Regions from separate parts of the Homo sapiens genome. Here region 2 is linked to region 1. Evidence: read pairs that join two places in POLR2A ChIA-PET (ENCODE). Cell type or tissue: Panc1. All regions are shown on one strand. Each heading gives the region's core, and the rest is flanking DNA. Links, peaks and the distances in the headings are about the cores only. Region 1 overlaps TAT (tyrosine aminotransferase). Region 2 overlaps AP1G1 (adaptor related protein complex 1 subunit gamma 1).

The links. Peaks named below come from ENCODE experiments on the same cell type or tissue, not always from the same donor. Only the 100,000 strongest peaks of a DNase experiment are listed, where the experiment ranks them.
Region 2: POLR2A ChIA-PET joins it to region 1 with 5 read pairs; 8 of 35 experiments call an interaction of 5 or more read pairs at or near these places.

The regions. Positions count from the first base shown.
Region 1 is chr16:71,573,972-71,576,888 of GRCh38, reverse strand. It overlaps TAT (tyrosine aminotransferase), which reads left to right. Exons shown (of 12, transcript NM_000353.3): 2 at 462-708; 3 at 863-967. The coding sequence starts at 474. Among named protein-coding and RNA genes, the nearest start is that of TAT, 1.7 kb to the left of the region's middle. In Panc1, for the core only: no CTCF peak of the experiment used is centred there; a DNase peak (open chromatin) is centred at 1,403.
Region 2 is chr16:71,799,778-71,802,694 of GRCh38, reverse strand. The region is part of intron 1 of AP1G1 (adaptor related protein complex 1 subunit gamma 1); the gene reads left to right. Among named protein-coding and RNA genes, the nearest start is that of AP1G1, 7.6 kb to the left of the region's middle. In Panc1, for the core only: no CTCF peak of the experiment used is centred there; no DNase peak of the experiment used is centred there.

The DNA.
Region 1 (2,917 bases), core at 155-2,654:
TTTTACTTTTACTAACAATGATATTTACATGGAACTTCTAACAAGATGGAGTGGTTCTTCCTGGTCCTCTGCAGATGACAAGAAGCATTAGGTAGATTTTCTTGGATAGGCTCGCATGGAAAGGAAGGAGAACCTATGCTTTGACTGATGAACAATTTTCATCTTATTCCTTCTTGGTTTCACATAGAGCATGGTTAAGCTTTGACAGGAATTGCAGATGCGTGTAGCAAATCCTACTTAAGTAGAATGGGTTCTTGCTTTATTTTCCATCTCAGTAAAAACTCTTAAAACTCCCCCATTCATAGTAAAGCTACTTTACAACAGAAAGTAGAAAAAAAAATAAAGAGAGAGTTTGGAAAGACACTTTTAGTGAAGTCACCCAATGTTTAGGTCCAAATGTAGCTCCTCTGTCCCCCAGCGCTATGTTATCAACATCACAGGGAACTTCTTTCCCCTCGCAGGCTTCGCTAGTGATGGACCCATACATGATTCAGATGAGCAGCAAAGGCAACCTCCCCTCAATTCTGGACGTGCATGTCAACGTTGGTGGGAGAAGCTCTGTGCCGGGAAAAATGAAAGGCAGAAAGGCCAGGTGGTCTGTGAGGCCCTCAGACATGGCCAAGAAAACTTTCAACCCCATCCGAGCCATTGTGGACAACATGAAGGTGAAACCAAATCCAAACAAAACCATGATTTCCCTGTCCATTGGTGAGTTGGGGACACTACTGAGGGGCTGTCATTGTCCTCCTCTACTCTCATGTTCACAGGCTGGTTGGAGAAGATGGCAGTTGGGGGTGAGTCTGAGTACTGAACATGGGAGAATAACCTCTTGGCTCCTTTTGTGTTTTCCTCCCATAAAAAGGGGACCCTACTGTGTTTGGAAACCTGCCTACAGACCCTGAAGTTACCCAGGCAATGAAAGATGCCCTGGACTCGGGCAAATATAATGGCTATGCCCCATCCATCGGTAAGCTCCTCCTGAGACTCCATACCTGGTGACTGCCAAATCTTTAGTGCTCTTATAACAGGACTAAATGTCTAGCAATCCTCTTCACTTTCCTGATGCACAATTCCTAAGGAGAGGCTAAGATTACATGGTCCTTTGGATTTGGGAACCGGGTCTCGGGATGCTTAAATACAAGGCATCAAGGTCCAACTTCTTTCCTGGCTTTCTTTGACATATGGGCACTTCCCCTCTAGGCTCCCAAACATACTTATTTGTCAAGTAAAGCTCCTATCCTATCATTACTAATTCTAATCTGAAGGCCTTGAGTCTGGCAGGAGCTTTGTGTTTGCTGAGCCTCTAGGTCCTAAATGGATTTACTTATTGCTCTGTGTATATAGCTCCTTTGCTTCATTTCTGCTTCTCTATGTATTGAAGGCCTATTTTCATTATGGTCCTGAGCACATTGAAATGCAATTGTTACCGTTTATGACTAACGGGTTTAAACAAACAAATAAACAAACACCCAAGAACAACAAAAAATGGGCTGTCAAACTGAAGGATAGAAGGTTGTTTCTGATAGATTGAAATTACTCCTTTTTAGGTTTCTCTCCATCTATTAAAAATTTCTACCCTGAATATTTTGGTAAAGTACATGATTCCTTGACTTTCAGTATTGAACATTTTTTTTCCTTATGTGTACATAGAAACACATTCTTAATGCAGAATAAAACCCCAGTTTCATGATAAAATCAAATTTTAAAAACACTTTAAAGAGTTATATCGGGGACTTCGTGGTTTTTCGGTTGATTACTTACATTTTATAAAGTTTCATACAACAAAAATAAAAGCAAAATCAAGACCAAAAGTTGTTATAAAAAAAGTTTCTAATGACTTTAACATCCAAATATTAGGAAACTGATTTAACCTGAAAAACCAAAACCAAGTCTCCATTTGACAAATGTTCAAAGGTTCTGAACATTTCATTTCAAAGGAGATACAGGTGTTAATATATGTCTAAAAAAGTGTTCTTCCTCATTAGTAATTAAGGAAGTGCTGATTTGTATAACTTTGAGACACCCATCTATACCTATTAAATTAGTAAACATTATGAAATAGTGCCTCTAGCCTTGCTAAGTTGTCTTTTTGAACATAAATTTTGCAAAATATTATGATGGGCATGAAACTGCTGATACTTCAAGCTTGTAAGCCAACATTTGGAAATATTGTACAAAAATAATTTGAAATAAAAATTTGTACAAAAATACTGATAAGAATATTACATAACATAAAAAACTTAAAATGGACCACATGAATTGAATGCACTGATTACAACTTCTTTTTTTTTTTTTTTTTTTTTTTTTGAGACGAAGTTTTCGCTCTTGTTGCCCAGGCGGAGTGCAGTGGCATGATCTTGGCTCACCGCAACCTCCGCCTCCCGGGTTCAAGTGATTCTCCTGTCTCAGCCTCCTGAGTAGCTCGGATTACAGGCACGCGCCACAATGCCCAGCTAATTTTTGTATTTTTAGTAGAGATGAGATTTCTCCATGTTGGTCAGACTGGTCTCAATCTCCCGACCTCAGGTGATCCACCCACCTTGGCCTCCCAAAGTGCTGGGATTACAGGCGTGAGCCACCGCGCCTGGCGATTACAACTTCTTAAAAAATACAGTCCCTAAAAAAGATTTGGGAATAATAGAAATCCTTGTATTACACAGAATAAAATATAATCACAGAAATCAAGATGGTGCAGAGTATTTGGGGAGCTCTTCCTTGTTATCATTTATACATTCGTGCTTATACTAAAATTGTAAAACATAAAATGTGAAGTGAATCTCCTTTATCCACAATGGCTGAGAGCTGAACTAAATAGAATGCCCTCTGAGCAGGGGCAGAGGCAGCCTGAAGCCCATGCTGGGCCTCCAGGGCATAGCTGTCAGTTGAGGGATGAAAACTTCATCTTCTTGCCAGGCAC
Region 2 (2,917 bases), core at 260-2,759, 230 kb before region 1:
GCAGTGGTGCGATCTCGGCTCACCTCAACCTCCGCCTCCTGGGTTCAAGCGATTCTTCTGCCTCAGCCTCCCAAGTAGCTAGAATTACAGGCGCCCGCCACCATGCCCAGTTAATTTTTGTACTTTTAGTAGAGATGGGGTTTCACCATGTTGGACAGGCTGGTCTTGACCTCCTGACCTCAGGTGATCCACCCACCTCGGCCTCCCAAAGTGCCGGGATTACAGGCATGAGCTACCGCGCCTGGCCCAAAATTTTTTAAAGTAGCTGGGTTGTGGTGTCTTTGCCAGTAGCCTTAGCTGCCTGGGAGCCTGAGGCAGGAAGATCACTTGAACCCAGGAGTTCAAGGCTGCAGTGAGCTAAGACTGTGCCACTGCACTCCAGCCTGGGTGACAGAGATAGACTGTCTCAAAAAAAAGAGGTAAGTAAAAAACGCTTCTTTTGCTTCCTTTTAAGACTGAACACTTTTTCAGTTGTTTAGTTTTGAGGTTTAGTTAAATAGGTTCACTAACTTGAGCTGTAAAAACACTAATGGAACTCCTTTTACTTTGAGTTGTACAACTGTATAATCATTTATATAAGTTAGCTCTTTCAACCAAATACACATTGAGTATCTCTTATCTGAAATGCTTGAGACCAGAAATGTTTCATATTTTGGATTTTTTCAGATTTTGGAATATTTGCGTTACACCACTTGTACATCCCTAATCCTAAAATCCAAAATCTGAAACACTTGCAGAGCATTTTTTTCTTTTCTTTTTTTTTTTTTTTTTTGGTTACGGAGTCTCGCCCTGTCGCCCAGGCTGGAGTGCAGTGGCGCAATCTCGGCTCACTGCAAGCTCCGCCTCCCGGGTTCATGCCATTCTCCTGCCTCAGTCTCCAGAGTAGCTGGGACTGCAGGCGCCCGCCACCACGCCTGGCTAATTTTTTGTATTTTCAGTAGAGACGGGCTTTCACCATGTTAGCCAGGATGGTCGTGATCTCCTGACCTTGTGATCTGCCCGCCTCAGCCTCCCCTGCTGGGATAACAGGCGTGACCCACCGCGCCCGGCCTTGAAGAGCATTTCTTCAAGCATCATGTCAACAATCAAAAAATGTCAGGTTTTGGAGAATTTCAGATTTTGGATTAGGGATGTTTACCCTATAGTGTTTACCCTGTAGTGTTACATCATCTGTTCTATGACAGTCTTAATTTTAACCCCAAATTTTAACAGATTATGAATGAATTTACGCTTCAATATTTCTCTCAATGCTTAGTTAAGTACTGTACATACTCACGTAAGTGTACATAGGAATTTTTTGTTTTTACTAAAGAGAGATCATATTATTTATATTACTCTATGACACGCTTTTTTTTTTTTTTAACATGTCATGGTCAGTAAATATAATTCTTTTTTTTTGTTTGTTTGTTTTTTTTGAGATGGAGTCTTACCCTGTCACCCAGGTGGTGGGAATCTCCGCCTCCTGGGTTCAGTGATTCTCCTGCCTCAGACTTCAGAGTAGCTGGGATTATAGGCACCTGCCACCACACCCAGATAATTTTTGTATTTTTAGTAGAGATGAGGTTTCGCCATGTTGGCCTGGCTGGTATCAAACTCCTGACCTTAAGTGATCTGCCTGCCTTGGCCTCCCAAAGTGCTGGGATTACAGGCATGAGCCACCGCGCCCAGCCAATATAATTCATTTTTGTTTTGTTTTTTTGAGACGGAGTTTTGCTTTTGCTGCCCAGGCTGGAGTGCAATGGCGTGATCTCAGCTCACCGCAACCTCCGCCTCCCAGGTTCAAGTGATTCTCCTGCCTCAGCCTCCCGAGTAGTTGGGATTACAGACATGTGCCACCATGCCCCGCTAAGTTTGTATTTTTAGTAGAGATGGGGTTTCTTTCTTTTTTTTTTTTGAGACGGAGTCTCGCTGTGTTGCCCAGGCTGGAGTGCAGTGGCGCGATCCCAGCTCACTGCAAGTTCTGCCTCCCAGGTTCACGCCATTCTCCTGCGTCAGCCTCCCGAGTAGCTGGGACTACAGGCACCCACCACCACGCCTGGCTAATGTTCTGTATTTTTAGTAGAGATGGGGTTTCACCATGTTAGCCAGGATGGTCTCCATCTCCTGACCTCGTGATCTGCCCACCTTGGCCTCCCAAAGTGCTAGGATTAAAGGCGTGAGCCCCCGCACCCGACCCGAGACGGGGGGGTTTCTCCATGTTGGTCAGGCTGGTTTTGAACTCCCGACCTCACATGATCCTCCCACCTTGGCCTCCCAAAGTGCTAGGATTACAGGTGTGAGCCACCGTGCCTGGCCAATATAATTCTTTTTTTTTTTTTTTTTGAGATGGGGAGTCTTGCTCTATCACCCAGGCTAGAGTGCAGTGGTGCGATCTCGGCTCACTGCAAGCTCCACCTCCTGGGTTCACGCCATTCTCCTGCCTCAGCCTCCCGAGTAGCTGGGACTACAGGCGCCCACCACCACACCCGGCTAATTTTTTTGTATTTTTTTTTTTAGTAGAGACAGAGTTTCACCATGTTAACCAGGATGGTCTTGATCTCCTGACCTCGTGATCCACCTGCCTCGGCCTCCCAAAGTGCTGGGATTACAGGCGTGAGCCACCGTGCCCGGCAATATAATTCTTTATTATTATTTTTTTAAAAGATGACATTTTGCTATGTTGCTCAGGCTGATCTCGAACTCCTGGGCTTGAGCAATCTGCCTGCATCGGCCTCCCAAAGTGCTGGGGTTACAGGCGTGAGCCACCGCACCCAGCCAATATAATTTTTTATTATTATTATTATTATTATTATTTTTAAGATGGAACCTCGCTCTGTCACGAAGGCTGGAGTGCAGTGGCGCAGTCTCGGCTCACTGCATGCTCTGCTTCCTGGGTTCACGCCATTCTCCTGCATCAGCCTCCCGAGTAGCTGGGACT